Regions from separate parts of the Homo sapiens genome. Here region 1 is linked to region 2. The links are chromatin loops, found by intact Hi-C in ENCODE. Cell type or tissue: ovary. All regions are shown on one strand.

Evidence for each region. A loop is a pair of places that touch in the nucleus more often than their neighbours do. Peaks named below come from ENCODE experiments on the same cell type or tissue, not always from the same donor. Only the 100,000 strongest peaks of a DNase experiment are listed, where the experiment ranks them.
Region 1: it touches region 2 in a loop (3-fold over the local background); 75 of 110 quality-filtered maps call a loop at or near these places.

The regions. Positions count from the first base shown.
Region 1 is chr11:45,762,934-45,766,933 of GRCh38, reverse strand. No RefSeq gene overlaps it. Among named protein-coding and RNA genes, the nearest start is that of LINC02716, 6.5 kb to the left of the region's middle. In ovary, no CTCF peak of the experiment used is centred here; no DNase peak of the experiment used is centred here.
Region 2 is chr11:45,369,123-45,373,122 of GRCh38, reverse strand. LINC02687 (long intergenic non-protein coding RNA 2687) reads right to left here and starts at 1,726. Exons shown (of 5, transcript NR_122071.1): 1 at 283-1,726. In ovary, a CTCF peak has its summit at 1,744 (motif pointing left); a DNase peak (open chromatin) is centred at 1,732.

The DNA.
Region 1 (4,000 bases), 390 kb before region 2:
CTATGTGGGAACGCCTCCCCAAACACCCATCTGGTGTAAGAAGCCCACTGTGAGTGTATAGTGGGAGAAACAGTCTGCTTATCCATGTATTCTCAGACCCTCATTGGAGCACGATGGCGTCCTTGTTCGGGTCTAACAGGAGAGAGAGTGTTTGTTCTGGAAGCGAGGAAGCTTCTTTCTCAGGAGCTGGCAGCAAATGTCTCAGGTCTCATGGCCTCAGGTCAGGTCACATACCGTCCCTGCACCAATCTCAGAGGCTGGAGACAGAATGTGCTGATGGGCCAAGGCTGGCTGGCTGGGGGGCAGGTTAGTGTCACTGAACAGCACAGAGCCTCAAGAGAAATAGGGCTTGGCCTGAGGAGAGGTGTTGGGGATGCTGGCTGGGAAGACGCAGGAGTTCCCTATTGCTGCTGTAAAACAGCATCACAAACGTGGGGGCTTAAAGCAACAAACATTTATTCTCTCACTTTTTTTTTTTTTTAGATGAAGTCTTGCTTTGTCGCCCAGACTGGAGTGCAGTAGATTGATCTCAGCTCACTGCAACCTCCGCCTCCCGGGTTCAAGCGATTCTCCTGCCTTAGCCTCCTGAGTAGCTGGGATTACAGGCTCCCACCACCATGCCCGGCTAATTTTTGTATTTTCAGTAGAGACAGGGTTTCACCATGTTGGCCAGGCTGGTCTCGAACTCCTGACCTCAAGAGATCTTCCTGCTTCAGCCTCCCAAAATGCTGGGATTACAGGCATGAGCCACTGTGCCCAGCCTATTCTCTCACATTTTTTGAGGCTAGAATTCAGACAAGGTGGGGCAAGGTTGGTTCCTTCTGGAGCTTCTGGGGGAGAATCGGCTCCATACCTCGCCCAGCTTACAGTGGTTGCCAGAAGCACTTGGTGTTCCTTGGCTTGTAGCCACATCACTCCAATCTCTCCTTCTGTTGTCACATGGTGTATGACACATGCCAACACAAACAACTCATTTCTTTTTTTTTTGTATTTTTTGTAGAGATGGGGTTTTGCCATGTTGCCCAGGCTGGTCTTGAACTCCTAGACTCAAGTGATTGCCTGCCTCGGACTCCCAGAATGCTGGGATTACAGGCGTGAGCCACCATGCCCCACCAAGCCACTGTGGTCAGCCCACATGGCCTTCTTACAAAAATACCTGTCATTGGATTTAGTGGCCACCCTAATCCAATATGACTCCATCTTAATTTAACTAATGACATCTGCAAAGAACCCATTTCCAAACCAGGTCACATGCTGAAATTCCAGATGAACATTTTGGGGGAATGTGATTCAACCCGGTACTGAAGATAACTAGCTAATGCTCACCAGATTAAATTAAGATGATAAAATCCATTCTGTTCAAAATGTTTCTTATTTTGGAATAATTTCAGACTTACTAAAAAATTGCAAAAATAGTACGGAGTTCCTTTAATATCCTTCACTTAGCTTTCCCTAATGTTACTGTCTTGCGTAACCATAATACAATGATCATAACCAAGAAATTGACATTGACACACTACTACTAACTAACCTACAGACTTTCGTTCAGATTTCCCCGGTTTTTCTATTAATAGCTTTGTTTTGGCTCCAGGATGCAGCCCAGGATTCACACTGCATTTAGTTGACAGGCCTCCTTAGTCTCCCACAGGCTGGGACAGCTCCTCAGCCCTTCTCTGTCTCTCATGACCTTGACACTTTGGAAGAGTATTTGTCACTTATTTTGTAGGATAGTCCTCTATTTGGGTTGTCTGTTGCTTTTTCATAATTAGACTGAGATTACGCATTTTAGTTACGAGCAGCCGCAGAAGTAATGTGTCTTTCTCAGGGGTTGCGTGGTGGCCATATGTCTGGTGATGTTACTGGTGATGTTAACCTGGATCACTTGGTTAAGGTGGCATCTTCTGGGTTTCTCCACTGTCAACGGACTCAACTGACTATTCTCTTTGCAATTAATAAGCATCTGGAGATACTTTGGGTGGAGATACTTTGAGGCTATCCAGTTTATTAGTTGGAATTCTTCTGTCCTGAAAAAGTTATCCTTTCTTCCCCATCCATGCTGTTTGCATAACTTTTCTTCCACTTAATACTAACTCTCAGATCCTAGATTTGCCGAGTTGTCCACTGTCTGACTATATCCTGATTATTACTTAATCATTTCTCAGTTGCTGGGTAATATTTATCAATTTCCCCTCAACTACAAACAATGTTGCAATGAATGTACTTGTATTTATTGCTACTTGCTTTTGAGAGTCATTTTGAAGGCTATAGTCCCCCAAATAGAAAGTCCGAGGCAAGAGGTATGAGCATTTTTAGTTTTTCTTCAATATTGCCAAATTGCCCCTCTATGAGACTGCACTTGGTAACACTACCACCCTCGGTATATGGACCTCATTTGTCCATCCATCCGTTCATTCATATGGCTTGCCTTTGGTCAGGCTGTGCAAGCGCAGATTCAGGGGAAGCAAAGCCCCCTGCAACTCTACAGCTGCTTTACAAGCTCAGCACCCTCCTTCTCACTTATTTTATTCCCTGCCTCATCATCTTCTTCTTTTTTTTTTTTTTGAGATGGAGTCTCACTCTGTTGCCCAGGCTGGAGTGCAGTGGCGCGATCTCAGCTCACTACAACCTCCACCTCCTGGGTTCAAGCAATTCTCCTGCCTCAGCGTCCTGAGTAGCTGGGACTACAGGCATGCTTCACCATGCCAGGCTAATTTTTGCATTTTTTAGTAGGGATGGGTTTTTGCCATGTTAGCCAGGCTGGTCTCGAACTCCTGACCTCAAGTGATCCACCTGCCTCAGCCTCCTGAAGTGCTGGGATTGCAGGCATAAGCCACTGTGCCTGGCCCCTGCCTCATCTTCTTTAGCACAAATAAATTCCACATGTACAATATTTTAGAACAGTGTATTTTTTTCAAGACATAATTCACATAGAATTCACTCTTTTACAGTGTCCTATTCAGTGGCTTTTGGTATATTTACATTGTTGTGTAACTATCACCATTATTTACTGTCAGAACATTTTGATTGCCCCCAAAAGAACCCCCATGCCCGTTAGTAATCACTGCCCATTACCCACTGCCTCTAGCCCAGGCAACCAGTGATCTGTTTTCTGCCTTTATGGATTTGCCTACTCTGGACATTTCACATAAATGGGATCCTGTGATATGTGGCCTTTGGTGACTGGATTCTTTGGTTTAGCATAATGTTTTCAAGGTTCATCCATGTTGTAGTGTGTATCAGCACTTCCTTCCTTTTAATGGCTGAATAATATCACATTGTATGTGTCTCTTAGTTTGTTCCTGCATTACTAAAATAAATAAATATGTGAGACTGGGCAATTTATAAAGAGAAGAGGTTTGTTTGGCTCACGGTTCTGCAGGCTGTACAAGCATGGCATCATCATCTGCTCAGCGTCTGGGGAGGCCTCAGGGAGCTTTCAATCATGACCAAAGGCGAAGCGGGGGCCACTGTATCTCATGGCCAGAGCTGGATGGAGAGAGAAGCGGAAGGTGCCATGCTCTTTAAACAACCAGGTCTCACGTGAACTACCAAAGAGAAAACTCACTTATTACCACGGGAATGGCACTGGGCCATTTATGAGGGACTCGCCCCCATGATTCAAACACCTCCCACCAGATTTCACCTCCAACATTATATATATATATTTTTGAAATGAAGTCTCGCTCTTGTCACCCAGGCTGGAGTGCAGTTGTGTGATCTTGGATCATTGCCACCTCCGCCTCCCAGTTACAAGTGATTCTCTTGCCTTAGCCTCCTCAGTACCTGGGACTACAGGCACCTGCCACAATGCCTGGCTAATTTTTGTATTTTTAGTAGAGATCGGGTTTCACCATATTGGCTAGGCTGATCTCGAACTCCTGACCTCAGGTGATCTGCCAGCCTTGGCCTCCCAAAGTGCTGGGATTACAGGCGTGAGCCACCATGACCAGCCCACCTCTAACATTGGCGGTCACATTTCAACATGAGATTTGGAGGGGAC
Region 2 (4,000 bases):
GTTTTAAAGCATTTTGCTTTTTAAGGGCCAATCTTCTCTTCATGTGCGAAATGGGAACCAAGATCTGGGTCATAGCTTACAGTCCCAAAACCCAGTTGTCCTGGAAGAAAACAAGGACTCATCAGGGCCTGGAAAGCTTGTGTCTGAATCTCCAGCAATCCATGGCTGGCTGATTTCTTCTAAAGTCAGCCAAGTTGGAGCCTGGCGGCTGAAAGACCATTTCACTGGCGGCACAGAACCCATTCCCCATGCGTTTCACCACCCACAGTTTTCTTGTCCTACCTGCGTTCCTCCTTGGCAGGCAGTTTACCAGACATCCAAGCACCAAACGGGGCCATGTGGATCTGGCCTGGTCGTCTGTACAGCTGGAGGAGCCACGCCTCTTCCTGACCTTTCTCAGGAAGCAAAGCACCTACTGTCTTCCCGGCAGAGCCAGGGCAAGCATGGGCTTGGGAATGGAGCACACCTGCCTCCCCAGTCTGGCTCTCTGCCCTTTAATAATCGTGTCCCTGGGCCGGACGCGGTGGCTCACGCCTATAATCCCAGCACTTTGAGAGGCCAAAGCAGGCGGATCACCTGAGGTCAGGAGCTCGGAGACCAGCCTGGCCAATATGGTGAAACCCCGTCTCTATTAAAATACAAAAATTAGCTGGGCGTGGTGGCGCGCGCCTATAATCCCAGCTACTCAGAAGGCTGAGGCAGGAGAATCACTTGAATCAGGGAGGTGGAGGTTGCAGTGAGCTGAGATCACGCCATTGCACTATAGCCTGGGTGACAGTGAAACGCCATCTCAAAAAAAAAAAAAAATTGTGTGATCCTACACTCTCCCTCTCTGGCCTTTAGCTTGGTATTATAAAAATGGGGATACTATTTCCTTGGAGAGTTATATGTAGATTTAATGAGCACAGAGCTTTTAGATCCAGGTTTCATGGAAGCACCAAAGTGTCTGTTAGGAGTGGGGAGGATGCTACATGGTGAGAGACAGGGCCTTAGGTGCCCCATCCCCTTCCATCAGAGGCGCTTCCCTGGTGTTTGTTTACACGGCCAGGTTAGGCTTGCGATTTTGGATGGAGGAAAGGGTTATGCAGCTGAAAGAAAGCAGAAAGACCGCTGCTCTAGTTGTTGAGGAAGTGCTGGGCACCCAGCGGGCACTTAATAAATGTTAGCACTTTCCCTCTCCTCGCCCCCATCATTCTCCCCCCTGGATTCTTTATTAGATGGCTCGGCGAAAACCTGGACCCAGATGAATGGAGAGAAGGCAGCAGGCAGAAGATGGAGTGCTTTTAAAATATCAAGCGAATCACTGCAGGGGTGGAGTGCCTGGCGGGGGCTAGGGGTCACGGAGGCTGTGACCCAAATACGACGGGGCACAGGCTCACCACAGCTCCACACTGAGGGCCCCTGCCTGCAACCAGCACAGAAAAGGCTCCCCAGAAACAGGGGAACCGGCCCCTGCCCCACCAACGCCGTTCGCAACAGGCTCACCCCCTCCTCCTCCTCCTCTCTTGAATGGAAGGACCCAGAGGAAAAGAGAGAGCTCTGAAATGTGCGAAGGGGCACAAGAGGTGGGGAGGCCCAGTGGGCTGACCTGGCTGCTTCTTGCAAATAAGCGGGGCCTGCTGCACTGCGAGGGCACCGAGAAGAAAGAGCTGCCATCAACCCTGCCGGGTTTTTCTCAGATCCTCTGAAAACGAATCTCCTGGGAGCAGCTCGGCAACCGGAGCCATAGCGCCACCTACAGGCTTCCTTCTGCCATGCACTTTGCCTTCAAATACCCCTTTTCAGCAGCAGGTATTACACGCTAGGTATGCCAGGGGCGGGAGCTCACATCAAATCCACTGAACTGCGAGGTGTCGTGTTGCTGATACGCTCAGACAAATGAGCTTGGCGTAGAGAGAACGGTCGTTGCTAACGTGTATCTTGCAGGAAGGGTGTCAGGGCTGCGCTCCAGGCAGGAAGCTGGCAGAGTTGACAGCCAATCTCCCATCTTGATGATGGGGAAACTGAGGCCGAAACTGTCCACAGTTACACAGTGAGTTGAAGGCAGAGCTAGGACAGGAAGTATTCTGTGCCTCTCCACTTGGATGGCTGTTCCCCTGTTAATTCCGCAATAACTGTACTGTGACAGCCACAGGAGCCTGCAGCACACACACTAAAGAGTGGCTCCTTTTCACTCAGAAATGTCAGGAGATGGGGCCAAGTTTAGAGGTTGCAGCTACAGATAAGCCTCCGAATACGGGCTCCATGGGGCCTGGGGATAGGCCCCTGCTCTGAATGTGGATGTGAGAGGATTTAGTTCGCAAAACTGACTTTCCCTCCTACACACCCTCACGCTCACACTCTCCATCTAGCAAACTGTTTGTCCTTTATGGCCCACTCACAGGTTGCTGTCTTCCAAAGCCTTCTCTGATCCCTTCTCCCTGCCAGTGGAGTCTGTCATCTGTGCCACCACAGTACTTATTCGAGACATTGATCATTGAACAGGTCCCTCTGTATTATGATGATTTCTGTGTCTGTTTGTCTAAATGGAGAGTTCTGGTGTCTCCAAAGCTCAGCCCAGAGCCAGACACAAAGCAGGTGGTCACTCCAAAAAGGATGGGTAGATGGAAGGATGGGTGGGTGTGTGGGTGGGTGGGTGAGTGGATGAAAGGGTGGGTGGATGGATGGGTGGGTGGGTGGGTGGATGAAAGAGTGGGTGGATGGATGGGTGGGTGAGTGGGTCGAGAGATGGATGAGTGGGTGGACAGCAAATGAAGCACACCTAGAGGATGGGGAACTACTCTATTCTATATTCTAGAACAGGGATAGCATCTGTTTCTAAGGAGACCTACATCTAAAAGCATCTGCTCCCAAGTCTAAGTCAAAAAGCATAACAGGGTATGCATGCTAAGGGCGGTTGGGCTGGCCCCCTCCTCCTCCTGACTGCCCCTTCCCCCTGGTTTCCCAGATAACCCATTAGAAACCTGCCAGGGGTCTCCAAGGTGTAGTTCCCTGAATGCCTGCAGCAGAATCACCTGAAGAGTTTGTTAAAATGCAGGCTTCTGGGCCCTTCCCTCAGAGATTCTGATTCTGCGAGCCTGAGGAAGGGCCTGGGAATATGTATGTTTAAATCAGCACCAACCAAGTGAGGCTGATGTGAAGGTAAGTTTGATACCACTCATCAACACAGTACAAGGACATGCCAGAAACTGCCTTTGCTGACAGTCCACCCACAAAGGCTTAAAGAAACGACCCTGCCTCACAGACACCAAACGGTAGAAAGTGCCTATGGAGTCTTCAAACATCTAGAAGTCCAGGGAGAGGGAGGGCTTCCAACTCCCTCCACACATCTCACCCCACCCCTGGCCCGACCCGAGCCTGAGGGGGCAGGCCCAGTCCCTAAAGAAAAATGGCCTTCCCCTCCCCAAAAGCGACAGTAAGCCCGGCCTGCCTTGTGCTCCCCAATCCCCAGCGAAGCCCACAGTGGGAGGTGGGGAGTGCTTTATTCCCTGTTTACCACGGCAGAGAAGCCAGCAGCTGTTTTCAGTGTCTGTTTCTACCTAAACACAGCTCACGCTCCCAAACATGGGCTCTGCCAGCAAACGTTAGCAGACCTGGAACACGAGTCCCCCATTGGGTTCAGGCTGGAAAGGGCTCAAGAATGAAGACAGGACCAGAAGATGGTTCTGGACGGGGGCACAGCCAAACATCTTGGCAACTATAAGTGGGCAAGCAGCCCTCCCAGGCCAGCTGGTGAGCTCCTGGAAGGAGCAGAAAGGGCCCATTGGAAGGCAAAAGAAAACAAACAATGACATCCAAACATCTGTTTGTTCCTGTGGCCCAATAACCTGAGCTCCAGCCACACTAGGTCTTCTGCTGAATACCTACTATGTGCCAGGCCCTATATTTGGTGCCTTGCTATTTAGGTTAATCCCCACAATAGCCTTAGGAGACAGGTAACATCATGATGCCCATTTCACATACAAGGACACTGAGGTTCAGGAAAGCAAAGTGACTTGCC